Regions from separate parts of the Homo sapiens genome. Here region 1 is linked to region 2. A link is a loop called in an ENCODE intact Hi-C map of the cell type or tissue named here. Cell type or tissue: Calu3. All regions are shown on one strand. Each heading gives the region's core, and the rest is flanking DNA. Links, peaks and the distances in the headings are about the cores only.

Evidence for each region. A loop is a pair of places that touch in the nucleus more often than their neighbours do. Peaks named below come from ENCODE experiments on the same cell type or tissue, not always from the same donor. Only the 100,000 strongest peaks of a DNase experiment are listed, where the experiment ranks them.
Region 1: a loop joins it to region 2, with 2.8 times the contacts of the local background. A loop is called at or near these places in 1 of 110 quality-filtered maps.

What each region holds. Positions count from the first base shown.
Region 1 is chr10:125,388,700-125,405,185 of GRCh38, reverse strand. No RefSeq gene overlaps it. Among named protein-coding and RNA genes, the nearest start is that of TEX36-AS1, 180 kb to the left of the region's middle. RefSeq lists an enhancer at 1-709. In Calu3, for the core only: no CTCF peak of the experiment used is centred there; a DNase peak (open chromatin) is centred at 5,715.
Region 2 is chr10:125,697,932-125,714,417 of GRCh38, reverse strand. It overlaps EDRF1-DT (EDRF1 divergent transcript), which reads left to right. Exons shown (of 5, transcript NR_033847.1): 2 at 2,830-2,944; 3 at 4,851-4,920; 4 at 6,659-7,017; 5 at 7,218-9,128. It overlaps LOC283038 (a long non-coding RNA gene), which reads right to left. Exons shown (of 5, transcript NR_033848.1): 3 at 15,231-15,294; 4 at 7,735-7,836; 5 at 4,741-7,463. Among named protein-coding and RNA genes, the nearest start is that of EDRF1-DT, 13 kb to the left of the region's middle. In Calu3, for the core only: no CTCF peak of the experiment used is centred there; no DNase peak of the experiment used is centred there.

The DNA.
Region 1 (16,486 bases), core at 4,159-8,158, 310 kb after region 2:
GTCAAGATGGTGCCACTTCACCATCTCACCTGGGCAACAGGGCATCATGTCACCATGATGTTGCATCATGTCACCATGATGTTGCATCATGTCACCATGATGTTGCATCATGTCACCATGATGTTGCATCATGTCACCTGGGTGACAGAGCAAGACCCTGCCTCAAATAATAATAACAATAAATGAAATAAAATAAAATAATAGGTTTTCAAATGTTATATGCAAGCCTCATGGTAACTGCAAATCAAAAAGCCTGCAGCAGATGCACAAAAATAAAAAGCAAGCAATTAAAACATGCCACCAGATAAAAAAAAAATCACCTTCAAGAAAAGTAAGACAGGAAGGAAGGGAGGGAAGACTACAAAACAACCAGAATACAAATAACAAAATGGCAGCATTGAGTCCTTCCTTATCAATAATTATAATGAATGTAAATGGACTAAACTCTTCAATCAAAAGACATAGAGTAGCTGAATGAATTTATACAAACAAAACCCAACAATCTGTTGCCTACAAGAAACACATTTCACCTATAAAGAAACACATTTCACCTATAAAGACACACATGGACTGGAAAAAAGGAGATGGTAAAAGATATTCCATGCCAGTGGAAACCAAAAAAAGCAGGATTAACTATATATCAGACAAAAAAGTTTCAAGACAAAAACTATAAGAAGAGACAAATAAGGTCATTATACAATGATAAAGGATTCAATTAAGCAAGAGGATATAAAAATTGTAAATACATATGCATCTGACACTGCCACACCCAGATACATAAAGTGAATATTATTAGTACCCCACTTTCATCATTGGACAGGTCAGCCAGACAGAAAATCAACAAAGAAACATCAGACTTAACCTGTGCTATAGACCAAATGGACCTAATAGATATGAACAGACTATGTCAGCCAATGGCTACAAAATATACATTCTTCTCTTTAGCACATGGATTATTATGAAGGACAGACCATATGTTAGGCCACAAAACAAGTCTTTAAAAATTCAGAAAAATTAAAATCATATCAAGTAACTTCCCTGACCACAATGGAATAAAACTTTAAGTCAATAACAAGAGGAACTGAAACTACACAGAAACATGAAAATTAAACAACATGCTCTGGAATAACCAGTGGATCAATGAAGCAATTAAGAACAAAATTTAAAATTTTCTTGAAACAAATGATAATGAAAACACAAAATACCAAAATCTGTGGGATACAGTGAAAGCAATATTAACAGGGAAGTTTTTACCTATAAGTGCCTACACTAAAAAAAAAAAAAAGAAAGAAAGAAAAACTTCAAAGAAGCAACCTAATGATGCAGTCTAAAGAAATAGAAAAACAAGAACAAACCAAACTCAAAATAAGTAGAAGAAAACAAAAATAAAGATCAGAGAAGAAATAAATTAACCTGAAACAAAAAAATACAAACGACCAATGAAATGAAAATTGGTTTTTGAAAAGATAAAGTCAACCAACCTTTAGCCAGGCTAAGGAAAAAAGAAAGAGAACCCAAATAAATAAAATCAGAGATAAAAAAGGAGACATTATAACTAATATTGCAGAAATTCAAAAAGGATCATTAGAGATTACTATGAGCAACTATATGCCAATAAATTGGAAACCCTAGAAGAAATGGAAATTCCTAGAAGTATACAACCTACCAAGGTTGAACCATGAAGAAATCTAAACCCTGAAAAGACCAATAACAAGTAATGAGATAGACATAATAAAATGCCTCCCAGAAAAGAAAAGCCCAGAACCTGAAGGCTTCGCTGCTGAATTTTACCAAACATTTAAAGGAGAACTAATACCAATCTTACTCTAACTGTTCCAAAAAAAATAGAGGAGAGAATACTTCCAAACTCATTCTACGAGGCCAGTATTACCCTGATACCAAAACCAACAAACGTGTGAATATATATACCTCATGAATAGTGATGCAAAAATCCTCAACAACAAACTGAATTAAACAATACATTAAAAAGATCATTCATCATGATCGAGTGAGTTTTATCCAAGGGATGAAAGGATGGTTCAACATACACAAATTAATCAATGTGACATATCATATCAACAGAACGAAAGACAAAAACCATATGATCATTTTGGTTGATCCTAAAAAAGCATTTGATAAAATTCAACATCACTTCATGATAAAATCCCTCAACAAACTGGGTATAGAAGAAACACGCTGAAACACAGTAAGAGCCACATAGGACAGACCCACTCCTAGTATCATACTGAATGGGGAAAAACTGAAAGCCTTTTCTCTAAGATCTGGAATAAGAAAAGGATCTCCACTTTCACCATTGTAATTCAACATAGTCCTCGAGGTCCTAGCTAGAACAATCAGACAAGAGAAAGAAATAAAGGGCATCCAAATTGGAAAGGAAGAAGTCAAATTACTTTTGTTTGCAGATAATATAATCTTATATTTGGAAAAACCTAAAGACTCCACCAAAAAAAAAAAACACTACTAGAACTAATAAACAAATTCAGTAAAGTTGCAGGATACAAAATCAACATACAAAAACCAGTAGCATTTCTATATGCCAACAGTGAACAATCTGAAAAAGAAATCAAGAAAGTAATCCCATTTACAATAGCTACAAATATAATAAAATACCTGGGAATTAACCAAAGAAGTGGAAGATCTCTAGAATGAAAACTATAAAACATTGATGCAAGAAATTGAAGGGGATACAAAAAAATGAAAGAACCAATATTGCTAAAATGTCTATACTAGTAAAAGCAATCTACAGATTCAATGCAATCTCTATCAAAATACCAATGGCATTCTTCACAGATACAGAAAAAAATAATCCTAAAATTTATATGAAACCACAAAAGACCCAGAATAGCCAGAGCCACTCTGAGCAAAAAGAACAAAACTGGAGGAATCACACTACCTGACTTCAAACTATATCACAGAGTTACAGTGACCAAAACAGCATGGTGCTGGCAAAAGGCAGTCACATAGACCAATGGAACAGAATAAAGAACCCAGAAATAAATCCATACATCCACAGTGAACTCATTTTCAATGAAGTTTCCAAGAACATACACCAAGGAAATGACAGTCTCTTAAATAAATGGTGCTGGGGAAACTGGATATTCATATGCAGAAGAATGAAACTAGACCCCTGTCTCTCACCAAATATAAAAATCAAATCAAAATGGATTAAAGACTTAAATCTAAGACCTCAAACTATGAAACTACTACAAGAAAACATTTGAGAAACTCTCCAAGACATTGGTCTGGGCAAAAACTTATTGAGTAATACCCCAAAAGCACAGACAACCAAAGCAGAATGGACAAATGGTATCACATCAAATTAAAAAGCTTCTTCACAGCAAAGGAAACAATCAACAAAGTGAGAAGACCACCCACAGAATAGGAGAAAAGATGTGCAAACTAGCTGACAAGGGATTAATAATCAGAATATATAAGGAGCCCAAACAACTTAATAGGAAAAAATGCAATAATAGAATTCAAAAATAGGCAAAAGAGCTGAATAGACATTTCTCAAAAGAGGACACACAAATGGCAAATAGATGTGTGGAGAGGTGCTGAACATCATTGATCATTGGTGAAATTAAAATAAAAACTGTAATGAGATATCATCGTACTCCAGTTAAAATAGTTTCTATTCAAAAGACAAGCAATAACGAATGCTGGTGAGAATGTGGAGAAAAGGGAACTCTTGTTCAATGTTCACAGGAATGTAAATTAGTATAACCACTATGGAGAACAGAATGGAAGTTCCTCAGAAAATGAAACATAGAGCTACCATATGATCCAACAATCTCTCTGCTAGGTATATGTCCAAAAGAAAGGAAATCAGCATATTAAAGTGATATCTGCACTCCTATGTTTTTTGCAGCACTCTCCCTAATAGCCAAGATTTGGAAGCAACCTAAGTGTCCATCAACAAATGGATAAAGAGAAGGTGCTACATATACACAATGGAGTACTATTCAGCCATAAAAAAGAATGAGATTCTGTCATTTGCAACAGCATGGATGGAACTGGAGGACATTACATTAAGTGAAATAAGCCAGGCACAGAAAGACAAACTTCACATATTCTCACTTATTTGTGGGAGCTAAAAATTAAAACAATTACGCTCAAGGAAATGACAGAAGAATGATGGGTACCAGAGGTTGGGAAGGGAAAGCAGGGGAGTGGGGGATGGATAATGGGTACAAAAATATAGTTAGATAGAATAAATAAGATCTAGTATTTGATAGCACAACAGCGTGATTACAGTCAACCAAAATTTATTGTACATTTTAAAATAGCTAAAAGAGTATAATTGAAATGTTTGTAACACAAAGAAATAAATGCTTGAGGTGATGGATACCTCATTTACCCTGATGTGATTAGTATGCATTGTATGCCTGTATCAAGAGATCTCATGTACCCCATAAATATATACACCTACTATATACTCCCCAAAATTAAATTTTTTTTTAAATTATTGCTTCTTCACTGGTTATTGTAGGCTCCAGTATTATTACAGCTAATTCTAAAGTATAACGTGCTATAGTGATGAGAGGTTGATAGCTCGTCCAGTTACATGAGTACCATGTAACAGCTCAGGGTGGTTAGAGGAAGGGAGAGAGCTGCTGGCCACTGGGATCTCCTGCCAGGTTAGTATGTGAGGCCAGCCGTGCTGGTGCCTTCAAGGAAAATGGGACACTAAAGTGCACACGACTTCATAAAATCCTCAGCAAATCCACAGTCCTTAGTTAAGCAAAATTTGTCCGCTTTCAGTTTTTCAAACAAAACACCATGGTGTCAATTGCTTGATTTAAAAGGATCAAAACAGGCTGGGTATGGTGACCCACTCCTGTAATCCCAGCACTTTGGGAAGCCAAGGTTGGTGGATCCCCTGAGGTCAGGAGTTTGAGACCACCCTGGCCAACATGGTGAAACCCCATCTCTCCTAAAAATAAATAAATAAAAACTAGCTGGGCATAGTGGCATGTGCCTGTAATCCCAGCTACTCAGGAGGCTGGGGCAGGAGAATTGCTTGAATCCAGGAGGTAGAGGTTGCAGTGAGCCGAGATCATGCCACTGCTCTCTAGTCTGGGTGACAGAGTGCGACTCTATCTCAAAAAAATAAAATAAAATAAAAGTAAATAAATAAAATAAAAGGATCAAAACAAAAACAAATCCCATCCTCTGCTACCCAGCCGACAACTCCTCTCTTATATCTAGGAGCCCCGTGCTGATCAGCAGCCTTTGATGCCCCAAGATGACCTGAGTGTCCCCAGGAGCCCCTGTGGTTCTCAACCTACTACTCTGCAATCCCTGAAATTATTGTACATTTTTAAGGGCATGCGCATATGCACGTTTTCATTAGGAAGGGAAGAGGGTTCCTAGCTTGCGTCTGATTTTCCAAGGGAACAATGACCCAAACAAAGTTAAGAGCCATCATTGCTCACTTTACTCTGCTTTCTAAGGGGAAGGGTGTGAAATAGCTATTTAGCCTGGAGAGGCGGGGTTCTGAAGGCTCAGGGACTCCTCTCCCCAGGTTAAAGGGTCATCCTGTGAAAAGCTGATCTCTGTCATTAAAAAGAATGTGGTCAGCATTGAGGAATGGATGTTATGGAGAGGGGGATTCCCTTCAAAACAAGGAAGGAACACCGTTTAAACAGTAAGAGTTGTACAACCTGCCTTGTAAGAGATAGGAGTGCTGGCCACATGGAAGGTTCCGGTTCAGTGGAATTTGGATAAGTACTTGCCAGGGATGTTCTAAAAAAATCCCTGCCTCAGGAGAACACTGAACTATAGAACTTCAGTGCCCATCCAATAAAACCTGAAGACTATGAAATCAACAGATAAAAAAAAAAAAGTGTTGAAAGTTTGTTTAAATTCCAACTGTTATATCCAACATTTATTAATGAAAGGCAAATAGATACGATCATTCCTCCAAATACAGATGATTTACTTATCTGTTTAAAATTTTTACAATTTTTTCTTTCCAATTTAATTTTTGAGGAGATTTCTTTCAATCTAACTTAACCTCTTTGGTAACTCTTCCCCTACACATTCACCAATGCAAATGATGGAAAAGAGTATCATTTTCCTAAATATAACTAAGTTTTGGGCACTGTATATTCTCACAGCCTTACCATTTTAGAGTTTAGAAGACAGGCTCAATTACTGGAGGTATACAGCATATAAAGGAACTTAAGTTCACATTATCTACTTGGTGTTGATAGGTTGCATTTTTACCTGTCAATTAGTCTCCTATAGCCCATTGATAACCATGTTAAATCTGACTTCATGAATAATTTGATCACTCCTGTTTTCCCTGAGAACCATAAATTGTAGTTATTTGGTATTATGTAAAATCATTTTCATGCAAGGTGAGCTTTAAAAATTCATGCCACACATTTCACACATGTTATTTCATAATGCTTAAATTTTTGAGAGGCAGGTATTACACTGGACAAATGAGAAAGTTATTTCAAGACCAAATTTTCAGTTCTGACCTCTAATTTGTATTCATAACTAATAGCAAGAGGTGAAATTCTACACAGTAGAATTAAAGTGTGGTTTGCTCCTAAACTAAAAACATATCAAAATCGATCTCCTTTCCACATTTCTTAGTCTAACCCATTCGAAGAGATTAGGGTTGTAGGCTATATTGATTGCTGGGATTTTCCCCTTGAACAGTTTAAATAATGCCTCTTTGTCTTTTATTTTTGCCGTACATTCTTTTAGTAAAATAACCAGGAAGTAAGCAGTCCTCAGGCAGGCTTCATGTGAAAGTCTTCTTTGGAGAAGGGAGCTTTGGCTGGGAGCTCCAGGGTCCCAGGAGAATGGCTCTGCTTCTTTGTATCTGACAAATAAGGCCAAAATGATAGATCTCTTGGCTTAAGGACATCTTACATATTTATGGACTGACATCTTTCTCCATCAAGATTCATGATCTAGATTTTCAGCTGCCAAGAGGGACCTCGGCCATTGTTCTACCAAGTGGTGCATTAATACGACCTTTTCATTGTTCAAATTCAGAGAGCAGAGTGAATAAAAATCAGTGGCATGCAGATATATAGTTGGAAGACAACAACAATGACAAAATCTTCCTCCTTCCGATTTCAAATACAGCATGTCAGAGAACCTATTTCACCTAAAAAACTTTAGCACAATTTGGGAACGGTTTTATAAACAGCATTTTAATTTATGATCCAATGTTTCCTGAAGCCCGGATTTAAGATTCGTATTCTTCTAATCATTTAGCAAACTCTTTCAAAAAGGGCAGTTTGCCCTGCTGCAATGTCAAATTTTAAAATCATATTTCCACATCAGGTTGAGGACTTGAAAACTAAATCCTGAGGTGAAATTGAAAATGCTGATATATACAAATTCAGTGATAAACCCTAATTGTCCTATTAGTTACGCCACAGGATAGTACACATTGTGTGTAGAACAAGCCATATTTCTTGTATAAAAGTTAACAGTATGATCTCAGGACTCGTATGATGAGATGACTAACTGTTTTTTTAAATTATAGCCTACACACAACTGTTGAGCTGCTGAGGCTGGGAGACCTACTTGGTTTTCTAACTGTTATTAGGAATTCATGAAAATTGATTACCTGAAGAGCTGTCAGATCTTTACTATTTGATGGCAGGGATGATAAAAGCAACTGTTTGTTGTCAGGGTGATTTTTTTTTCTTTAAAAAAACATTTATTAGAACTGTTGGAAATCATGCTGGTTAAAACAGGAGTTTGCAATTTTCTAAGTATTTTATGTCTCTTGGAGGGGATTCATTATAATAACAGAGTACTAGGCGACTCTATTTGTGTGAAACAGTGACCTCTTTGGAAATGCTAGATGTGTAACAAAATGAATGTTCACTGCCCTTACAGAGATAAAAATATTGATCTTAGGAGCTCCACGGCCTAAAGACTACAGGTTATTAGAAAATAATGAAATGTTGTCTTTCTGTTTCAGCATCTTAACAGTGCCGACTATCACCAGAGTACTTAATTATCCAACGAGCACAACTTTAATAACAGGCGGAGTTCTAAAAAGAAACAATAAAAAAATTCTGATTTTATTTGTTGCTTGTTTTTCCCCCAAGAGGTTGAAATTAAGTGACTTCTTCCCCCAATGCCTGTAACATATTTTTGGATCAGCACTGTTAAGTAAACATGATACTAGAGGTTAAGAAATAGTTTAGTAAATTAAAGCCATCTGGATAGTTGGATTTAAAATGTTCTTCATTGCAAATTAAGATGACACCTTTTTGGTTACTAAAATAATTCCACTTTCCCACTAGTTTCCCAGACTCATCTTGGTGTACTGCATTCCCTATTCTGAGCTGACTCACCTTGGCCTAATTCCACTGGACTAAAAACCTCAGCAGGACTGAGCTATGTGCTCTTTACAAGAGCTTCACTTTAAATATAAAGGCTGTGAAGGCATTGGTAGGTGAAAAGTAAACAGAGAACACATCTGTGAAACATTCCATAATTTTTATAAAACTACAGCTAGATAGGAGGAATAAGTTCTAGTGTCTATAGCACTGTGGGATGATCATAGTTCACGACAGTTTATGACATAATTTCAAATATATAAAAGAGAAGAATCTGAATGTTTCCCAACACAAAGAAATGATAAATATTTGAGGTCATGGATATGCTAATTACTCTGATATGATCACTACACATTTTATGTATCAAAATATCCCTATGTACACCATAAATTAAATGTAATAATTATACATACATATGTATAATGAATTATACATATGTATGTATAAATATATGTATATATAAATATGTATGTGTACAAATATGTATGTGTAAATATGTTTACTTAATTATACATATAATTATATGTATGTATACATAAATGTGTATGTGTATAAATATATATAAATATGTATGCTTAATTATACATATTTATGTATAATTATATTCATGGAGTATGTAGGGATATTAATGTATAATTATGTGTCTATTTAAATATTTTAATTTAAAATTTTTTTAAAAAATTAAGTAAACAGAAAAAGTTATCCCATAATCTAACTATATATTATAAATTACAGGAAAACTGGTGTGGTTCTATTAACATCAAAGAAATAAAGATAAGAAATATTACAACAAAAAGGAAGATTTTAAGTGATAAATGAGTCCATTAATCAAGAAGACATAACAATCCTAAATGCATTTCCACCCAATCACCACAAACACAAGAATACATTGAAAAGTAAAATCACTATAAGGAGAAGAAAAAAAAGAAGTGCAGGTAGTTATTTCAATACTCCACACTCAGTAATTGATGGACTAGGAGACAAAAATCAGACAAATAGAAAATAGCACTATGAACAAATATAAGTTAATGGGTATTTAAAATAAACCTCACCCAACAACTGCAAAATACTTTTTTTAAGTATACATAGGACATTCACCAAAGCAAGTCTTACTAAATTTGAAATTATACATAGTATGCTATCTGACCACTACAGAACTATATTAGAAATCAATACAAATGGTATCTTTAGAATACTCAAACATTTTGAAATTAAACAATGCACTTTAAAATAATCCATAGGGCAAAGAAATAATCACAGAAGAAATGAGAAAATATTTCAAATTGAATGATAATGAAAATGTAACATAATGTTCTGGTTTGATATTAAAGCAGTGTTCAGAGGAAAAGGTATAGCTTTAAATGCTTGTTTTAGAAAAGAATAATTGTCTAATCTTTATGATCTAAGCTTCCCCTTTAAGAGTATATAAAAAGAATATTAAATTAAACCTAAAATAAATAGAAAGAAGAAAATAATAAAGATATAAATGGAAATCAATGAAATGAAAAACAAACAGTGGAAATAAATCAATAAAACAAAAATTGGTTCTTTGGAAATATCAATAAAATGATAAAACTCTGTCTAGATTGATCAAGTAAAAACAGATAACACATTATCAATATCAGGAACGAAAGAGAGAACATCACTATGGATCCTACAGATACTAAAAGAATAATAGGGAAATACTATGAACAACTTTCAGTCAATAATTGTGAAAATTTAGATAAAATCAACAAACCTTTGAAAGATACAAACTAACAACACTGTCATAAAAAATTAGAAAATCTGCACAGCTCTTTATCAATTTTTAAAAATGAATTTGTAATTAAAAATTCTCCCACAAAAAAAAAAAAAAAACACCTCTAGGTCTAGATGCCTTTACTGGTGAATTTTGGACATGGTTATTTGTTGTGGTGGGGAGCTGGAAGAAATCTGGAATCCCAGCACTGGGAAAATGGATAGTTTACAAGGCAGGTCATGGAACATATACTGCAGTTAGAAGCAATGACACAGATATCCCTTTAGCTATGTGAAGAAAGTAAGAAACAGAATGAGATATGTTTATGTAAGATAAAAATGCATATATACAAAACAAGAATACACATTTTGCAGGAACACACACAAAAATACATTAAAAACTTTTTTTTTTTGAGATGGAGTCTCACTCCATCGCCCAAGCTGGAGTGCAGTGGCGCAATCTCAGCTCACTGTAACCTCCACCTCCCCGGTTCAAGCAATTCTTCTGCCTCAGCCTGCCAAGTAGCTGGGACCAGAGGAGCATGCCACCACACCCATCTAATTTTTGTATTTTTGGCAGAGATGGGGTTTCACCATGTTGGCCAGGATGGTCTCAATCTCTTGACCTCATGATCCACTCCCTCAGCCTCCCAAAGGGAAACTTTTTAGAATTGTTCCATGTGGCAGGGAGGGGAATAATGGTGTTGATTAGGACAAAAGAAAACAGGAGAGAGGAAGAAAAAAGAAAAAGCAGTATGCATGAAGATATTCTATACACAAATATATACACAAAATTGAGACACAACACACATTTATAGTCATACAAAAGTGATTATGGTATATCCATTAGAGAGATTGTTAAGATTACATAGAAACTTTGTAAATACTTGTTATGTATGATGTTAGATTTCAAAAAACAAGAGACAAATGATGTCGCAAAATGAATATGACTTTTATAAGGGAAGAGAGTGCCTACATACACACACACACACACACACAAATATATATATATATGAGAAAAAAGATCTTGGCCAGGCACTGTGGCTCATGCCTGTAATCCCAGCACTTTCAGAGGTCGAGGCAGGAGGATTGCTTGAGCTCACGAGTTCAAGACCAGCTTGGGCAACATGATGAAACCCCATCTCTACACAAAATACAAAAATTAGCTAGGAATGGTGGTACACACCTGTACTCCCAGCTACTTAGGAGGTTAAGGAGGGAGGATCACCTGAGCCTGGGAGTCGAGGCTGCAGTGAGCCGTGATCATGCCACCGCAATCCAGCCTGGGCAACAGGGTGAGACCCTGTCTCAAAAAAAAAAAAAAATCAGAAGAGAAAATTAAAATGCTACAAATGGTAGTATTAAAATGTTGTGATTATGAATAATTGTTTCCCTTTTTCTATTTACTCTATGTTTATGTTTTTATAATGTTGATACCCATGCCCTCTGTTTCATGATTTCTTTGTCATTCATATCCTGCTTTTCTTTTTTTAAACAGTATACTAATCATTTGCAAACAAATACAGAAAAAGAGCAAGTTTTTAACCTGCACTTAAGTGAATCTAGACAATTCACAGCTCTCCAAACAGACTGCAACGTTGGTAAATTCATCAGTTATCAGCAGGTTGAATCCTAGCTTCCATTTTGTAGTGTGACATAATTCTGAATTATGGATCTCCATAGTGAAGGATGCCTTCGTTCTCCTGCTTAATGCAGATGAAGATCTTTGGAGTACTTTAAGATTTGGAATTGTGTTTATAGGAACCTTAAGGTTAGAACTTGAAATAATTATATTGAAAAATTGAATCTGTGCCCACAGTTACTGCGGCCACTCATATAGAAATTTTACTGTGTCCTCAGGGCTAGGTCAGTTTGGGGAGGAAGTGGGGAGTAGTTTGTTTTATTCCTTTTTCCTTTCTCTTTTAACTTTTTATGGTGGTTGTCTCCCTATTTTCATATGGATGATGTTAGCATAGAAACTTATTTTGAGAAATTGTGCTACAGCATCTTTGTTTTCATTCTTCACTGTTGATAATTCTAAATGTGAAAAAGAACCCTTTCAATGGGAAAAGATTAGCCTAATATTAAAGGGAAAGTGATCAGGGATGACTTCAGAATAGTCAAATATTCCAATTTTGTTTAGACCCAGAGCCAGGTCTATTTTGTCACTCTCTAGTTTAAATTTCAATCGTTATTTGCGGAGATGTATAAAGTATGCATTATGAATGAAGACAAAACCGTGGAATTTAATTTGCCAAGGGATCCTTTCACAGAAGCTATACATAGCTCCAGACATCAACTTTAGCCCAGCAAGGAATCCCCAGAGAGAAGAAATAAATCTCAAATATTGTTCACAGATGTGCAGTAATCAGAAACCACCCATATAATAAAGAAGTGCTCAGATTTTTTCTTTATCCTTCTAATTTTTTTCCCTATGTCTCTTTCTATGTTACTCTCACTTGTTCCTCTCTCTTAAGACATATAATGAAAGGATGTCTCTGGGTCTTATCAGACATCTATGGTTTTCCTTTCCCTCCATAACTGTCAGAAAAAAGAAAGTGGATAGTAGTTATCTGTAAAGTATCCTGTATTTCACCTTTATTATCTGTATGCTACACTATCCTAGATCTAACCCCTTGACAGTAATAAAGAGAAAATCTTTTTAAGGAATTGATCTACATTGCTGCTTATTCTTCACCGCAGGATGTGATCCTTTCATTTATTACAGAATAATCGTCCTTATGCCAAAGTGTATGATGCAATATGCTGAAAGCATATTCTGAGCTATTTATCAGAATTAATGGCAGTGAGGCACATGGAGGAGATTTGAGTGTCCTGCAAGGATAGCGGACAGGGAAGGGCTTAGGTCAGTTTAGCTCCTGGCCACTCAAAGAACCATAATGGCATGTTGCATTTAAGCAGATCACTCAGTGAGATCAAAGAAATGGCTGCCATTTCATTCTCCTTCATAGAGTGTTTTTAATGAGGGGAACTTTGTTGAGAGACAAGGACGATGGAAAGAGTTTGAGCTTTGAAGTCAGACAGACTTGGGTTTGAATTCAACCCAATTATCTACCATTATCTACTATGGTGTGACCCTGGGAAAAAACTTGAGTCTGTCTTTCTCAGTTTGCTCACCTCCTCTAAAGTGTTGGGGGAACAGGGGCGGCGGGGAGGGTGGAGGTGGGCAGGAGGCAATAACACCTACCATGAAGGATTGTTCTGAAAAGTTAAATAGAGACTCTAGGACAGAGCAGGCACAAAGCTGGCATTTAATAAGTAAATATTAAAATTTTTTAAACTATGTTTTATAGCCCATGTGAACAATATTGATAATAATAGCTTTGAGCAGTAATTCTCAAAGCTTGTTTTGAGGGAACCCTGGAAGTTCTGATAATTTTATAACAATACAAAGATGTTATTTGTCTTTTTCTAAGTCATTCTTTTACAAGTGTATAGCAGAATTTTCAAAGGCTACAAGATATGTGATACTACAATAGATTGAATGCAGAAGCAAACAAGAGAATCAAGCTATCTTGGAATAAGCGAAACATTAAAAACATTTACATACATGTAAAACAAGGCTACTCTATTTACCATGATACTTTTAGAAAATACAGTTATTCCAGCCTGGGCAACATGGCAAAACCCCATTTCTACAAAAAATACAGAAACTAGCCAGGTGTGGTGGCACATGCCTGTAGTCCCAGCTACTTGAGAGGCTGAGGTGGGAAGACCACCTGAGCCAGGGAGGTCGAGGCTGCAGTGAGCTGTGATCACGCCCCTGCACTCCAGCCTAGGAGACAGAATGAGACCAAGAAAGGAAGAAAGAAAGAAAGAAAGGAAGAAAGAAGGAAGGAAGAAAGGAAGGAAGGAAGGAAGGAAATAGAGTTATTTTTCATAAAATTGTTATGTATACTACCAAGTAGTGAGTGGTCTTAGTGTATGATGTGTGTATTTGTGTACTGGTTTAATGTAAAAAGTATTACAGTGGTCATAATTAAACTTTTGAAAAACCCTAGTTTAAAGCATGGCCTCAGAGTTGTGTGCACAGGTGAGGGGGTACAGTTCTGACAATGACGGAGTGCCTTACATTGATCACGTAATGTATATCAGACTAATTCTCCCTCAAAAAGAAATATAGGCGAAGAACAGTGGCTCACACTTGTAATCCCAGAGCTTTAGGAGGCCAAGGTGGGCAGATCGCTTGAGCCCAGGAGTTTGAGACCAGCCTAGGCAACATGGTGAAACCCTGTCTCTACAAAAAAATACAAAAATTAGCTGGGCATGGTGGCATGCAGCTGTAGTCCCAACTACTTGGGAGGCTGAGGTGGGAGGATCACTTGAGCCTGTGAGGTGGAGGCTGTAGTGAGCTATGAACATGCCACTGCACTCCAGCCTTGGCAACAGAGCAAGACTGTCTCAATTGAAAAAAAAAATGAAATTATAAAGTTTGGATAAAGTCATTTTTAAAAGGTTTAAAGGCCTGGAGAACAATAGAAGAACAGGCAGATTCCACATTTATATGGATTTTCCCTTGCAGGCTCTCCTTAGTCTACTTGGCTCAGGGCAACTAGACTCAAGGAGAAAGCTTCAGGGTTCTTGGACTGAGAAGCAAGAAAATAGAGTTTGGGACAACTGAGAGTGTAAAAATTGAGGAGTTAATTCTTAAAAGGAGAGAGCCACAGAGAAGGAAATCCCAAAATCTATATATAAATTTACCCCAACTCTTTGACTAACCCCAAAACAGTACATGTGCAAGTGAGACCCCAAAGATTCTAGTAGGAAAACAATATCATCCAGAGGTCTGAAACAGCTGAGCAGAGTTTTGCCATACTCTGAACCTGGCTACTCTTCACCACAGGGGAAACAGAATTCAGAGTTCACATGTTACCAAGTTAGATGGATTTGGTAAATACCCTGGGCGACCCATTGAAACCTCTGAAGGGCCACGCCTTAGGAGTAAAAACTGTCTCAAGAGGGATTCAATCTAAGATTAAGAAAATGCTGAAATAGAACTGCCATAAGGAAGTGCAAAACCAAATATCCATAAGTTCAAGGTGATCTGTCAGTAATTTAACTGCCTGCTGCAAGAAAAAGCATCACTCTTCCAAAAAAAAGAAAGAATCCATATTCTATATACTATATCAACATATTTACAGTGTTAGTATACAATAAAAAATAATTTGACAAGTAAAGAAATAAGATGGTCAAGAGAGCAATCAATCAATAGAAACAGACCCTCAGATAATTTAGATATTAGAATTTGCAGGTGAGGATTTTAAAATAATTATGGTAAACGTATTAAATGGTCTACAGGAAAATATTAATAAAATGAGTGAAGATATAGAAAATTTCAGAAAAGACATAGAAACCATTAAAAAAGAATCAAATGAAAGTTCTAGATCTGGGAAATTATAATAGCTATAATTCAAAAGTCATGGAATGGGATAACAATTGATTGGATATAACAGAAGAAAGAATTAGTAAATTTGAAGACAGGTCAACAGAAATCATCTAAACTAAAGCACAGAGAAAAAAAAGATTGAGAATAAATCAACAGAGTCCCAGTGGCCTATGGGACAGCATTAAGCAGTCTAATATATATGTATTTAGAGTCCCAGAAAAGAATAAAAAGATCCAAAATACATTTGAAGAAATATTGACTAAAAATTTTCAAAATTTGACAAGAAAAACCAGAACAAAATAGCAACTCAAAAAAATATAAAAAACTCAGTGAATTGCAAGCAGAATAAATACAAAGAAAACCACATCTGGGCACATGACAGACAAACTTATAAAGGCCAGATATTATACAGATAGACACAGACAAACTGGTAGATCTTAAAGCATGACTCTGCAAAAGATGGAATTGTGTTGGTTCAAATTCTGGCTCTACCACTCATCAGCTGTGAAAATATGGGTACATTACCTTATATTTCTATACTTTAATTTTCTTATCTAAGAAATGAGAATAATAATGTTAACTTTTTTAGGTTTTTCTGAGAATCAAATGAGTTAATTAGTATAAAGAGTTTAGTACAATATCTGGCATATAACAAGTGCTCAGCAAATGTAATCTATTAATATTTAACATTCTTCTGTAATTGTTGGTCATTACTATTAGACAAGGGAAATAAATAAAATTTATAAATGCTAGAAAGGGGGGAGGCAAAAATAATTATTTTCAGATATGATTGTGACTCACATCAACCAAAAACTTAATAGAAACAATAATACAGCTTACTAAGGGTTCTAATTTAAAATTAATATATAGATAACTTATATAGTCAATAACCTGTTAAAAATATGATTTAAAGAAATATAAGGCCAGGTGCGGTGGCTCATGCCTGTAATCCCAGCACTTTGGGAGGCTGAGGTGGGTGGATCACCTGAGGTTGGGAGCT
Region 2 (16,486 bases), core at 7,748-11,747:
AGCAGTGATTCTTTTCTCAGGATTCAAATATTTTGCATGCTTCTTGAGAAGTGAGTGCCTAGACACGTGTTGATGATGCTTAGTGGGAAAATGTGCCGGAAATAGCTTGTGAAAAGACAAAGTATGAAACAGAACCAGGAAGTCAGCACAGAAAGAGAGGTTGGGAGCACACAGAGGATAATGGGAGCTCTAAGGGTGACCAGTGACCCTTAGGACTGACTGTGGAGGAAAGCCTGAGTCGGGGCTGGGTCTCCAGCAGCCACACACAGGACCAGGATTACAGTACTGTAATTTAGTTCGTAAAGGAGCATGATCCCTGGGGGCTGGAACAATTGGGCACATGTGGGTTACATAAAATTTATATATGCCTCTTGCTCTAAGGGCTTATTAATTTTTTCTTTTTCCCTAGTCAAACACTTTCACATGCTGCTGGAGCTCATAGTGGTCAGGAAAAATTTTAAAAATAAGTGGGGAAAAAAAACCCACTTTTACATGGTGTAGTGTTTTTTAAAAAGTTATTGTCACTGTTTTTAATATAGGAAGTTGAAATATTTTGTGGGAAAACATGGAGAATAAGACATTACTCTTAGAATTTCAAGTTTTCAGACACGAATTGATTTTCATTTTTATATTGTACCAGTGTCTGCCTGTTTCCTCCATCTCTGTCCTCCTGCCCCAGGGACCCACTTGGGATGTACCCCATCATCCATGGCCTGCTCTGCCTTGTCTGTGTAGTTATCCTGGCTCTTGTAACTACCCATGGCTCTCACGTGTTTACTTGCCTCTTCAGTGCCTGATGCTCTAGCTACTAAGAGTGTTTGTTGAATGAATGAGCAGCATGCTTGTCTGCTGCTCCAGCTACTTGTTCCATAGCTCCACGTTTGCTGGTGCTTTCCTCTGCCTAAAATACCTTTTTCTTCCTCACCTGGCTTCTCTCCTGACACCTCTGCCTCCTTACCCCTCAGGGTTCCTTCCTTTGTTCCAGTCGCTTGTATTGCTTTATCCTGCACTTGTCACATTATAGAAAAATTACCTGTTTGTATCTGCCTCCCTCCCCGACTGTGAGCTCCTCAAAGGCTGGTGTCCCGTCTGATCACTGACACCAGGCACAGCACCCGGACAGAACTGTTTCAGCCCTTAGGCAACGGAGGGAAAATGACTGGGGTTGACAGGCTTTTAAAATGCTCATCAAAATGTTTGAGACATAAAAACAATGTTGTTGGCTCCAAAATATTTTTTTAATCTGCAAAATCAAAGCTAAAAATGTTTAATGAAGTAGCTCCAAAATACTGCAATGTCAATGTCATTAATTATTAAAGTTAGTATTGACATACAGTTTGTTTCATTCTAAAACAATTTGTAGATTAGACTTTCTCAGCAAAAATCCTCCCAGCATGCAGTGATTTCTGAGAAATCCCAGTCATTTGTAAATTCATGTAGTTATTTGTATAGTTTCCAAAACTTTTACAGCAAGACATTCATAAGTAAGGCAAATGTGGTTGGGGCTCCTGCCGAAAGTACGAGTGCCCAGGGTACTCACGGTTCTTCTCTAGCCCCACTGGCAGAGCATGACAAACTTGAAAACCTTCTAAACTCAGGGACCATTTGGGGAATATCCTTTTCAGTTTGCCCTGGGCCCTTCCACAACCTAATGTCTTACCCCTAACCAGCCTCATTTGTTTACTTTCTGGACCTTAGAAGGTTCTGAATTTCTGGCTCCTGATCCTGGACTTTTAGAGCTGAAAGAGAGATTTGAGGTTGTCTGAGCCAATCTCTTTCCTCTTTAGATGAGAGCAATGCAGTCCAGAAAGGAGAATAGGATTGACTTGTTGAACATCATACAAAGTTAGGACTAGTACCCAGGTCTCCTACTTACTTAGCTTTCTAAAAAGTCAAATAGTAGACATAGGCCAGTGGAATTTGAAGTTGTCTCATAATCACCTGAGGAACTTGTTTAGCAAACAGATCCTGCAGCCACCTCCAGAATCTAGTATCTCTGGGGTAGTGCTGATTAGTCTACATTTTTAGTGCAATTGTTAAGTTTCTGACAACCTTGCCCTGTAGACTACACCTTTGGACAGTGGTCTCCAAAGACAGTCCCCTGAGGTGCAGGAAGACTAACTTTTTTTTTTAATATGAAAAGTAAGGGCAAAATTAAGCTTTACTAGTATGTAATATACAGATTGACACAGGTGCTCTTCCTTGGGCCATGGTGAGCTAGTCAAATAAGATTGGGCTATGCTGACAAAACAAATGATCCCTAAGTGTCAGTGGCTTACAACTGGGTTAGCCAGAGAAAGAACAGGACGCAAAGTTAAATTTGAATTTCAGATAAACGGTGAAAAAATTTTTAGGATGAGAATGTCCCAAATATTTAGCATAAGTATGTCCCATCTGATGAAGCAGCTTCAATCTGGAGCATTGCCAGTTGCAGTAGCAGAGAGACAAAAAGAGATTGGTGCATTGCAGACTAGCTACAAAGGCTTTTGGTCAGAAGTGGCAAACATCACTGTCATTCACCTTTTTTTGGCCAAATAAATCACATAGCCAAGCCAAGCATACATGTGGCAGGGGAGACTGGATCCTAAGGAGGAATGTTGGTTATCCGTAACCATTATGCAGTCTACCACAGGCATATATGGTGGCTTGGATAGGCTATTGGGTGCCATTCACAAGGCTAAATTTGGTGAAAAAACAAGGCCTTTTGCAGAATCTTTTCAGAGTTTTGTGATGAGGGATGTCTTAGTCTGTTTTGCATCATGATAACAGAATACCTAAGATTGGGTAATTTATTTTTAAAAAAGGTTGATTTAGTTCATGGTTCTGCAGGCTGGGAAGTTCAAGCACATGGCTCTAGCTTCTGGTGAGAGGTTTCAGGCTGCGTCATAATATGGCAGAGAAGATCAATGGGTAAATGGACATGTGTGAAGAAAGGCAAAACCAGGTGGGTGTTCTGACTTCATAATAACCCACTCTTGCAGGAACTAACCAATTCCTGAGAGAACTAATCCAGTCTTGCCAGAGCAAGAACTCACTGCCATGAGAACAGCACCAAGCCACCCAAGAGGACAGAGCCCTCATGACCTGAACTCCTCCCATTAGGCCCCAACCCCCAACACTACCACAATGAGATCAAATTTCAGCATGAGTTTGGTGGGGACGTATATATATCCAGACCACAGCAAGGAGCGACCTTGAAAATCTTGTACCACACAGAGATCACAGATCATCAGTGGTAAAGCATTCAAAAGAATTGTCAAGCTTGAAAATGAGTTAGTTACTATATTTTCTTTTATAAGGAGTGTTCTACATTTTCTCATCTGTGATGACATGAAGCTGTCATTAGGATGATACCCAGGAGAAAGTTTCACAAAAACAAACAGACTCAATCTCTTTCTTCAAAACAAAGGTGATATTTTAACAATGAGTGGGAAAGTATTTGGGTTTTATTTATTTTTTTTTTTTTGAGACAGAGTTTTGCTCTTGTTGCTCAGGCTGGAGTGCAGTGGCGCTATCTCGGCTCACTGCAACCTCTGCCTCCTGGGTTCAAGCAATTCTCCTGCCTCAGCCTCCTGAGTAGCTAGGATTACAGGTGCCTGCCACCATGCCTGGCTAATTTTTTGTATTTTTAGTAGAGACGGGGTTTCACCATGTTGGCCAGGCTGGTCTCGAACTCCTGACCTCAGGTGATCCACCCACCTCGGCCTCCCAAAATGCTGGGATTACAGGCATGAGCCACTGCGCCCGGCCAGTATTTGGTTTTCAAAAGAATCTTATGGAGAGCATTTTTGAAAGTAGATGTTTGGAAATCTTTCCAACATTATGTGATTTTTGTCTCTAAAAATGATGTATATTGCTTATAAAAACTCATATCTGCACACTTATCTTAGAAACTGAAATTCCTAACCTCTTTTAGAAATCTTCCAAATGGAGAGGTTGAGTTTTAAATATATTGAGGAATTCTAAGGAGGACAGTGGCGCAGTTCTGGCTTACTTAAGGCGTGCGAAGGGAAGAGAGCCAGCAGAGCTCGTCCAGAGGCAGCAAGCCTCATATGCTCCTCAGCCATACCATCAGGGGGTTCGAAAAATCTGTCCACACTTAATTGTTTTCTTTGATACTAGTTGTCCTACCCAGAACGCCCAGACTGATCTCTTTATCAGCTGCCAACTGATTTGTTTACCCCAAAAATATGCCTGCAAGATTCACGATTCCCAGGCTGCCAGCAGGTTTTTCTCTCTCCTATCTGTTATACATCCTGTTTTGAATTTTGTTCCATGACAACAGTCTATTGACCTTTCTTCTTGTACAAGTAAACAAATTGCATATAAAACAACTAACTAAAAATCTCTGAGTTATTCCTTGATACTGTTTAATTGGTTTGTTAAAAAAAAGACTGATGGACTTCAAAGAAGATGGAAATTTAACTAATTAAATTTCAGTTAAAACCTGTGCGTGATTTGTGCATACAACCGAAATGAGCAGTTTGATTTAGTAAACCCTGAGACCGGGTGATTTTTTCAAGTAGGCTTGCTTATCTTTTGAGATATTTTAAGTGACGACAGCCATTAAAACCACATTTTAAAATAAACTTGACTTGGAAGGAGACCTCAAACTGTTACACCACAAAGTTTTCAACAAAGATTCTCAAAAATAAAAGAAGCCTATTCAGCAGTTTTGCTCTTTTAAAAAATATTAATGAAAATAGAACTAATTATCAGTCAATAAATTAAAATGTTACATTGTTTTCTACTTGTTTAATGTCAATGTATTAGTGACAGTATATCATTTACAAATAAATACATATTGGGGTTGCATGTTCAGAATTTTTTTTAAATTTTAATATTTTTAGAGACCGTCCAGGCTGGACTTGAACTCCTTCCTCGGCTGAAGTGATCCTCCTGCCTCAGCGTCCTGAATAGGTAGGACTACAACTGTGAGTCACTTTACTCAACCAGAAATGGTGAATGATAAAAAATGTTTATAGATCATTGCTTCTAAAAAGACTATATTAGACACACTGTGGTACCCAAAACCAAATGCTAGCTACTTTTTAACTCAAAAATAATTAGTCAGCTAATGATCTATATTTTGCTTTACAGTTTAACTTGACGAGTAGAAAAATGTCAAGGTATAAGACAATGCAAAATGTAGGGACAAAGAAGAAAACTTCCCCTTTCACCCTCTGAAGGTTTGCTGAAAATGAACTGAAAAAGGCAGAGCAACAGGAGAAAAGGCATGCGTTTATTTTAACGTGCATACCATGGGGAATTGCAGAAGAGTAATGGCCTAATAACCCAGCAGGGTCCAGATGCCTGTCTACCCTCTCTTCTTAGGGAAGGCGGGGATGAGGTGTGTAGGAGTAAATGACAAAAGTTCCTCTGAGCTCTGGGGGAGGTGTTGGGAAGGTGAGGAGTGAAACGTCACCTTGCACAAAGGTTGTCAGACCTGCCCTCGAGAATAGATGAGTAGTCTATCTGGGTATAGTGACAACTCCGTCTCTTTGCTTCTTTCCTGGTCATTTGATGAGATTCCTAAAGATGGGGGGGGTGGTCTTAAGACAATTGCCTTTTTTTTTTTGGAAAGAAGCTTTGTTAGATAAGAAAATTCCAGAGAGTCAGTCCAGTCCCTCCAGGTGCTTCTAGAAAGAGGATCAGAGAAACAAGGAGGTAAGGAAAGTCAGAAAGAGAGCTTGGGTCTAAGGCTGATTTCTAAAACCTTCCGATTTTCAAAGTACTCGGCATGCCGAAGCACTATATTTTGGGGGATCATTTTCTGCACCCCAGCAAAACCTTAATATGTAATTTTCAGTGTAATAGCAAGACACCCTTGGTTATAGGTATCTGACATTGAATCATTAACTGATAATTATTTAATTGCTGCTCTGTAGATTCATAACAGGCAGAGTATTTGAAGTTATTGAAACTATTTCGACTGCATTTGAAGGAGTTTATTTTCTGGACACCTGATGAACTCAAATTCTTTTGCAAGCTCTTAGCATTGACTTTTGGGATATAATGCAAGTGACTGCAAGGGCAGACTGTCTCTGCTAGGTATCACTTTTGCAACAGAATTCTTCTTAGAGTGTTTGTGAGTTTTCCTCTGAAGCTGATTAATACCCTGAATGAATCCTAGGAAGAGTGTCAGAGTCACTAATGTCTGCTGTTCAGGCATGTCGGTGGCTGGAGCCCAGGCAGTTATTCATGCTGCATGTGCACCTTAAACTAAGGATGAGAAGGAAAGAATTCTCAAATGAACCTTCCAATCAATCTGATAGAGACTGCTTCTGAGTTCCCCTCTGCCTTTCCAGTTAAGGGCCTGACCTTTGCAGACTCTGGTGAGTCATTTAGCTATTAAACATTTACAAGGAGGCTTCCAATGGAGAGAACAAAAGGACAGCACTGCTTAGTGCAAAAGCATCAAGTGTCAAAGCCACTGACTGGACCTTTTTACTAAACATTTCTATAACATTTATCTTCCCTCAGGCATTGAAGAGAAATATATTTTACTTTCTCAGTGTAATGCAGTCACAAGGGACCCAGTAATAGAATCCATAGCTCGTGAATGTTAGGCAGAATGGTAACTACTGGATGAACCAAGGGTGTCATCCACATATGACAATTTTTTACGTATTTATTTACATGTTTTTTTTCTCTCTAGGAAGTGGAGCCAGAATCCACAGATGTCATTATCCATCTGCACACTTTGTTTACTACCCAGAAGGCAAGAATATTGCATTTTAAAAGTGCCCGGACTTTTGTTCTTTCTTATCACAAATGACTTGGGAAGCTCCGACCACTCATGTTTACCCCGAGTGAAAGTCCCATTCAAAGCCTTGCTTCCTGGAGAGCTTTGAGATTCTGGTACAAAAGGCATTTTATAAGCACAAAGTGGAAAAGCATCATTCATATTCATTTGCTGCTGCGGCATTTCTCCCTGGAATCTTCCTCTTGTCTGTCAACATTGGGCAAAAGGACTGGCCTCATCTACATTACAGATATCCTTGTGATGGTCTGGAGGTAGGAAAAGGACACCCAGCACAAGAGTGAGAAGGGAAACTCAAGCTCTCCTGTTGGAGAGTCTCAGGCTTCTTTATCCATAAAACTGATTGGACATAATTGGTGTGGGTTTATGATTTGTTTTGGAAAAACCTGAGTATGAAATCAATACTGTGCTTTGTGCATCTTGGCTGCAATGAGTGTTTTTTATGTGATTGCAGGGACCTGTGGGAGAGGCGGCCATCCAGAGGGCTCTCTGAGGGGTCATTTAGAATGCAACTCTTCTGGGCAGAGGATGGTCTGCACTGGCCTCCACCACGCAGGAAGGCTTCCAGAGTGGAGAAATGTCCACTAACATGGCTTCTGTGAGGTGTGGGCAGCTCTTTTCTTGGTGTGGGGCTCTGTTTGGTGTGATGTAAGAGGTATCACAGGGCTTTCCTGTCCCAGAAGATCTTAGTGGATGACACCTATGGGGGTTGCCAGCTGGATTAGGTGAGGCAGAGCACACAGCTCTACCTAAGGGGTCCCATTCTCATCTGGGAATATTCTAGGACATAGGACACTACCCAAGAGGCAGAGCCTGGAGTGGCATTATACGGGTGAAAGATCTGAGTGCCAGGTCCATATAAATGAGTGGGGTTGGGGGGATCGAGGTGCTTAGAGAACAGGAGAGCTGCCACAGGAAGGGATGGTACCCACAGGGAGGAAGAACCATGTCTCAGATTCCTTCCTTTATACCTCTTCCTGGGACCTCCTTGGAGTCTGCAGATCAGCTGGTGCTTCTCCATCTCCTGTCATCTTCTTCAAATCTTTTCATCACAAAAAATTTTCAGTGTAAACCTAAGTAGAGAGAACAGTAAAAGGAACCCCCAGGGGCCGTCACCATCACCCACCATCAACAGCGATCAATGGGCCGTCTAAGTCCGTTTTCCCTACTTTCATCCCCGCTCCAGATTATTATCAAAAGTAGCTCATCCCTAGTTATATTTCATTTAATCCTCTCAGTTGCATTTTTTTCTGGCCACGTTCTTCTGTCTGTCAATCATGGTCTTAAGTCAGACAGTCTGCTGGGTTGGCTAGGAAAAGACTCTTTCTTTCTCAAGAAAGAGTTGTAAGTAATTTTGAGAGAAATGTTGCAGATTGACCAAACAAGGTATGCTTAATTTAGTTCAATTCATCAGTTACTTATTGAGTCCTAGGCTTAGTGCTGGATTCAACATATCAGTCAATCATGGTTTCTGGCCTACAGGGTTCAGTGCTCTAGTTCTGGGTGTGCGACGAGGACCACAGCAAGTATTCACTCAGGAAAGGCAGAATGTGGCCACAGGGAAAGGAAAGGTACAAGGTGTGGTGGAGGTTACAAGGCATGACAAACACACTGGGCTGGGAATGGTAACAGTGGAAGAGGATCAGGAAGGGTCGTGAAGCCTGAGGCATTGGAGAGGGACTTGGAAACCTGGGCAGACAGTGGGACGGTGACTGCAAAACACTCAAGTGTGCAGGTGGGAATGGCAGTGGGGGACAGGCGAGCCTAGCAGCGAGAACACATGGTGCAAGGGGCCCCATGGGGGTTCTGGGGTGGAGGAGGTAGGCAATTGGGCTCTCAAAGAAACCCTTGGGCTTTTTCTAGCTTAATAATAAACAATTATTATTTCTAAGGAAAAAGAAAACTGGATTTCTAGAAGCATGGCTATTAAAAAAAAAACAACTCCAGACCCCAATTAGGAAACTGAAAGGAAATCAAAGTGGGCCTAATGGAAATTAGGTAGTAGGGGCAATAAAAGAAAATGCAGGTAGCTGCCTAAAATCCAGTGGACTCCAGGTCCACCAGCCAGGCACCACATTGTTTTAACCTATAAATGAAGTATGTCCATGACTCTCACTACATAAAATGGAAGTTAAGCCATAGTCCTTTTCCAATGTGATCTGAAAATGTACTGTTTTTGCCTCTAGCAAAGCAAATATATAGACAGAAAATTCCTAGCACTGCTTTCACGCGAGGGATGACAAAGGTGACAGACTCGGGCAAAATGTTCATATTCTATACGTGAAATGGAATGGTAACTTGATTTTTCAAAAGGATAAGATTCTTGTTACAAATTTAAGCATATTTATTAAAGAAAACTCAAATTAGTAAAATGTGAAAAGGCAAGGAAATTCATGGTCCCACTACCCAAATAACATTTTTTTTTCAGAATTTTGGTGTCATATAATGATTTTGGAACACGCTTTTCATACTGAATGGCTTCAATATCTTATCCCTGCTCTCTTCCACCGCCCCCCCCCCCCAATTCATTATGATTATCAATGAGTTTGGGGAATTGTATTGACTTTTTTTTTTTTTTTGAGACAGAGTCTCGCTCTGTCGCCCAGGCTGGAGTGCAGTGGCACGATCTCGGCTCACTGCAAGCTCCACCTCCCGGGTTCACACCATTCTCCTGCCTCAGCCTCCCAAGTAGCTGGGATTACAGGCGCCTGCCACCATGCTGGCTAATTTTTTTGTATTTTTAGTAGAGACGGGATTTCACCATGTTAGCCAGGATGGTCTCGATCTCCTGACCTCGTGATCTGCCCGCCTCGGCCTCCCAAAGTGCTGGGATTACAGGCGTGAGCCACCGCGCCCGGCCAGGGAATCGTATTGACTTTTTTAAGAGTCAATTCTCTTTTGAACTCAGATTTCAAAAGGGGTACAGGGAATCATCTCGATATAAGTGTTGATATAAAGTTTATTCTCAGATACTTGTGAAGCCAAAAACTCTGTGCTAACATTTGCAGGCCTTTGGGAAAACTGTGCATGGAGGTCTGAATAGCATATGTCCAAATAGTTGAAGTTTTTATAAATTAAGCTAACTCATTATTAAAGAAAATCTGTTCTAGCCTCCTTCCTTGATAAATACACCTTCATAACAGCTGCCCCTTGGAAGCTATTAAATATGTTATATCCTCTTGCCTTCATAACAGCTGTCCCTTGGCCACCCCTCTGGGTTGGGGTGCGTATGCCCAATCATCTTGGGGACAGGCCCTCAAAGCAGGCTTGGAGCCGTTAGGGCCGGTTCCCTGGAGCTCCACGTGCACCTGTCTTCTCACCCTATGTGGGGAGTGATGGTCAGAGGAGGGCCAGAGTGGAACCGCAGCCTCATGGGGCCCAGGGCAGGCACCTCTCTGGCTCTGGTCTGAGTGAATCATTCCATATTTCCCATGTGCAGGTCATGTGCTGGGTGCTGGGAACACAAAGGTGAGTAAAAGCCGTCCAGTGGGGGCACACAGACTTTCAAATAAGTGCCCCCTAAAATGTAAATTTGCAACTCTGAGTTGACTCAGTCAGGAAAGTTAGGAGGAGGTCACTTTGCAAAGAAGAAAAGAGAAGAGAATTTCAGGTGGAGAGAAAACTGGGCAAAGTCCTAGCAGCAGTGGAGAGCACAGCCAGAGTGAGGCATGAAAAGCTAAGAGGACATGGGGCTCAGGTGTGAGTTGGGCTGGACAGGCAGTGGGCACCAGATTAGGAAAGGCCTCTGTGGCCTTACTAGGAAACTAGGTCTATCCACGGTAAAAGGCTTTTAGCCAGGGGCCACATAATCAGGGGCAATGAGGCTAGACCAGGCTGCTAAATCAGTCCAGGCTAAAACTGTTCTTTTTCCCTTTTTTTTTTTTTTTTAAGAAAAGCAAAATATTAGACAAAGAAATGTGAAATATGTAAATATTAAGTAGACATTTGATAATATTAAGGAATTAATGTTTTCTGATAACAGTATTGTGTGTTTTTTTTAACTTTTATTTTAGGTTTGAGGGTACATGTAAGGATTTGTTACACAGGTAAATGCATGTCACTGGGTTTGTTGTACAGATTATTTCATCACCCAGGTATTAAGCCCAGTACCCAATAGTTACCTTTTCTGCTGTTTCCTTCATTGTGTTCATAAGTTCTTATCATTTAGCTCCTACTTATTTTTATTTTTTTGAGAGGGAGTCTCGCTCCGTCGCCCAGGCTGGAGTGCAGTGTTGCCATCTTGGCTCACTGCAAGCTCCGCCTCCCAGGTTCATGCCATTCTCCTGCCTCAGCCTCCCGAGTAGCTGGGACTACAGGCGCCTGCCACCGCACCCAGCTAATTTTTTTGTATTTTTGGTAGAGATCAGGTTTCACCTTGTTAGCCAGGATGGTCTCAATCTCCTGACCTCATGATCCGCCTGCCTCGGCTTCCCAAAGTGCTGGGATTACAGGCGTGAGCCACCACGCCTGGCCCATTCATCTCTCACTTATAAGTGAGAACATGCAATAGTTGGTTTTCTGTCCCTCCATTAATTTGCTAAGAATAATAATTTGCCTCTAGCTCCATCTGTGTTCCCACAAAAGCCATGAGCCCATTCCATTTTTATGGCTGCATAGTATTCCACGGTGAATATGTACCAGATTTTTAAATCCGATCTGTCATTGGTGGGCATTTAGGTTGATTCCATTAGACCTGATAATTCTTTGGAATAGTAGCGGAGAGGAGGAGATGGAGTGAGGCAGACAGGCTTCAGGGGGATGTAGAAAGTCAGATGGCCAGGGCTTTGGGTATGGATTGGGTTAGGACTGAGGAGCAAAGTAGGTACCAGGCATATCTAGTTGGATGAACCATGTATTAGTCTGTTTTCACACTGCTATAAATAACTATCTGAGACTGGGTCATTTATAAAGAAAAGAGTTTTAATTGACTCACAGTTCTGTATGGTGAGGGAGGCCTCAGGAAACTTACAGTCATGGCAGAAGGCAAAGGGGAAGCAAGGCATGTCTCACATGGCAGCAGTACGGGGTGGGGTGCCACACTTTAAAAACCGTCAGATCTCATGAGAACTCACTATCACGAGAACAGCATGAGGGAAACTGCCCCCATGATCCAATCACCTTCTGCCAGGTCCCTCCTTTGATAGGTAGGCATTACAATTCTAGATGAGATTTGGGTGGGGACACAGAGCCAAATCATATCAAATGGGATGGATGAGCTGGGGACACTGAGAGAGGATGAGGACTGAAGTCCGGGGAGTTCATGAGCTGGCTTTGGGACATGTGCATTTTGAGATGCCTTTGGGACATCTGAGAGGGCAGCAAGTAGACACGAGCAGGTACTGCCAAGCTATGAAAAGAGGTTGGGGCTGGGCATGGTGGCTCACGCCTGTAATCCCAGCACTTTGGGAGGTCGAGGTGGGCGGATCACTTGAGATCAGGAGTTCGAGACCAGCCTGGCCAACATGGTGGAACCTCATCTCTAATAAAATACAAAAATTAGCTGGGTATGGTGGCGGGCACCTGTAATCCCAGCTACTCGGGAGGCTGAGGCAGAAGAATCGCTTGAACCCGGGAGGTGGAGGTTGCAGTGAGCTGAGATTACACCACTGCACTCCAGCCTGGGCGAAAGAGTGAGACTCACTCTCAAAAAAAAGGGCGGGGGAGAGAGGGAGAGATTGGGGCTGCAGATTTAAAATATGTAGGAGCCATCCCCATGAGAGGTAAGCCATGGAGGCGATACCTGGGGAAAGGTACCTGCCTGCCTACCTGGTAGAAATGAAACAGTCCAAGCTTTCCAATGTGGATGAGAACTTTAGAAATGAAATCACACAAGCAGTGAACTAAAATGAGACAGGCAAACCTTCTAGCAACCTTGCATCTGACATTTGTCACTGTAAACCTGCTTGTCATACACAAATCACTTGCAACCACAAGGAGGACTGTGGATCAGTTGGTCACTCTGCCCAGGTCTTTGTATGCCTGTGACTTTAAATCAGGTTCTTGTGACTTGCACAGCATTTTGTGCCGTGTATTTGTAAAGATATCTTGCCAGCATATTTTATGCTTCAGTTAATTTAGTTGACATCTAATTTAGTTGACATATAAAAATAAAATCAATTTTCAGACAAAATACCCATAAAATAAGTGAAATGCTGTAATAGGTTTCAAGAAATTAAAATGTAATATATTTAGGCTTCTATTCTAAAGCAATTTGATCTAGAATAGCAGATACTGTAGATGTAATTTTTTCCATGAATTCTTGTCAATTATATAATAAATGTTGCTACTATATATTGAGAAATTTATTGCTTGGAGTTGTTTGTCATAAAAAAATGAAAATTTTTGTTGGGGTTTCCTTTAAAATGCCAAAGAGCCTAAATATGAATACTTCGTATATTGATGTTCAGGCTGTAATTAAGCCATGACAGAGATTATTACTTTGGATGTAAACACTATCAAATTTTCATTGGGTGAGTTCTTTTTAAATTAATGTTGAGTTATGTTCTGTTTATTATCCTGTTTGCCTTACGTTTCCTGTCGTTTTCCAGTTGTCTGCTTGAATTCTGTTTTTCAATAGTGATTTAGCAACTGATAATGTATATTGATTTCAGTTTTGCTTCTAATTTACATTTGTATCTGTTTGGTTGATGTATTTGGCTTAATCATTTTATTTTTATAAGCAGTTGTACAATTTGTTAATTTAGCTAGATGATTAAATTTGGCTTCTAAAGAGTTTGTTTTAGAAAATAGTCCCTGAAGTAAATTAGTGTTTGGCATTTCCAACATGTCAAAGGAGCTGGTCTCTTAAAGATAACTAGAAATGTAACTCTGAATTCTTAAAAGTGGTTTTGTAATTTTAAACCTCTGACTATATGGAGCTGTATATTCCAGTAGGTGGTGCAAATCGACTCCATTTCAAATGGAAATGTAATTTAAACTTGTGATGTAACTGTTTTCACTGTAAAAATAATATTTCAACATGTTTCGCAACTGCAAAATTATTTTCCTCTCTTTCTAAAGGAAGCTTGATTTACCCTCTCAATGCTCATTTTTCTTATGGTTTATTCCTCAGGTATCATTCTGATCATTGTTGTTACAGGAGAGATGAGAGGAAGTTAGAGGGGCTAGAAGAACCAGGAGACCTGTTGAAAATCATGAATACAAAGAGAGGTCGTTTGCTTCTGTGCTTCAATTCTATAATAAAATGAGTACAATGTCAGTATCAGTGTTCTAATAGTTTTTATATCCAAAAGATGAATTGAATGCCATGTTTTGTCTGTTGTAAAACTTGAGGTTATTTCACTTCTAGGAGTCTGATATCCTCACACAAGCACATAAAATATGTATACAAGGATATTCACCGCAGCATATTTTTAAAATTAATTTTTTTCTTTCATCCCAGTCATATATGTGCAGCAAAGTAGGATGATTAAGAGCAGGGCCTCTGGGCAGCTGCCTGAGATGGAGGCCTTACCACGTGAGTATCTCTGTTTCCTTTTCTGCAAAATGCAGATCCTCACAGGTAGCGCTACTGCATCATGGCATTGATAGGAGGATTAAATGAGCACATATGTAAGTGTGCAAAGCATGCCTGGCAGGTCGTAAGCACTGTATCAGTGTTAACTGTACCTCTAAAGTAAAATAGCACTGAAAGGATTGCAGTGAGAGGTAGCATTCTCTTGCAGTATTCCTCCAGCCCCCGAGTATCACTTCCTGGTGCTAAGCACTCACAACCCCTCTCCACCCCTGCTCCTGACAGTCACCACCATAACTTTAAATAGTATTCTTACACAGCTATTTTTTAACCACTTTAACTATTTTAAGTGTCCAATTCACTAACATTAAGTACATCTACAATGTCATGCAATCATCACCACTATCCATCTCCAGAATGCTTTCATCTTCATAAACAGAAACTCAGTCCCCATTAACCAATAACTCACCATTCCCCTTTGTCCCCAGGGCCTGGTAACCACTACTCTACTTTTTGTCGCTATAAATTTGCCTATTTTAGGTATCTCATGTAAGTGGAATCGTATGATATTTGTCCTTTTGAGACTGGGTTATTTCACTTAGCATAATGTCCTCGAGTTTCATCCACGTTGTACAGAATTTCATTCCTTTTTAAGATTGAATAATATTCTATTGTTTTTATATGTAACATTTTGTTTCTCTTCATCTGTCGATGGACATTTAGTTTTCTTCTGCCTGTGGCTACTGTGAATGATGCTGCTATGAACATAGGTGTACAAACATCTATTCAAGTCCTTGTTTTCAGTTCTGGGCAGCTATTTTTTGATGTGTCTGTTCTTACATTATCTTTTTACTTCTAGGCACGGTAAATTAGATAGACAAGGACTTAAGCATAATCAACTCCCTGCCTTTCTACATACACTCCCAGTCCCCACTCCCACATAGCTTTGGTTAAAAAAACAGTGTTTTCTCTATCGAATGTAAGTTCTCTTACCTTCCCTGGGATGGAAGGGACGAGGAAGGAGATGGTGTTCCTGGAATCCAGGGAGAACTGGAGCCTGGGAAGAAGCAGAGGGAAGCGGAGATGACGAGCAAGACTGCACCGGATGCCAGAGCCTGAAGGAAGCAGGGAAGAAAGATGCTGGCCTTCCTCTCCTTTCTCTGCTCCATCTCTTATAGCTCAAACCAGCTTGAAAGCCAGAGGGCAAAGCAGCCCAGGCCATGCATCCGCAGGGCCCAGGAAGATGAGAATGGACCAAGGAAGGAGGCCAAATGGAGCCCACCTGCACCCTTTTCTTCCTGAACTGTCCTCTCCATCGCCAACTCCCTGCCAGTACCCATGGCCCCTGCTGCCAGCAGGAGGACACCTTCCCTGAGAGCAGCCTCACTGTGCACATGGACCTGGCAGGGAGGCTCACACACACCCACACTCAGAACGAGCACAGAAGCTTCTCCCAAGGCCAGATAGAAATGGCTTTTGGATTACCCGCCATTTGGGCAGATTATCTGCACCACTGCTTCCGTCCATTACTGAGGAGAGCCTGGAGGTATCTGGACTGTCCTTGGTGTTCTGGGATGACCTTGTGGAGAGCTGATTACAGTCTGTGTGCGGAAAAAGAAGACGTCTGCCTGCCATTCTTTTCCTCACACTGGTTCAGCGACGTTTGATCTCTGGCCTGTGGCTGGAACCCATATTAAAGAGCCTGTCATTGCTTGTGATTTTTCTTGGAAGACCAGAATTCAGATTGGAGCAAGGCTTTCCATCAGAGCTGTAGAGAATCCATATTTGCCTTTGAGCCTTCCCGGCTTCAATTTAGTACTTGAGACCCCTTCTCCATAGCACTCCTCTTCACCCTCATCCCAGCTACGTGCCCCCTGGCTGTGCTCCCCCACCCCCAAGCCATTAGAAGGGCAGCTACCAACACAGCTGTAGGTGTCTGAGCAGAAAAGAAAATGAGAGCGAGAGGCAGCCTCCAAGGAGGTCAGGACATGCAAGAGTCGGTGGATACGCCAGTAATGGGAATTCGGGGTCTTCCTGGTGGGCTCCTTGGATTTGCACAGAGAACATGTGCCTCTGCCATAGCCTCCTCTCATGTCTCAAAGCCCTGACTCCAGGACTCACTTCCAGAGCCTCCAAGCTGTACCGCTCCCCTAGCTCTAGTCCTACCCATTTCTGATGTCCTGGGCCCTTTTCTCCTTTCTTCAACCACCACTGCATTCCCACATAGGCACTATCGTTTATAGATGAGA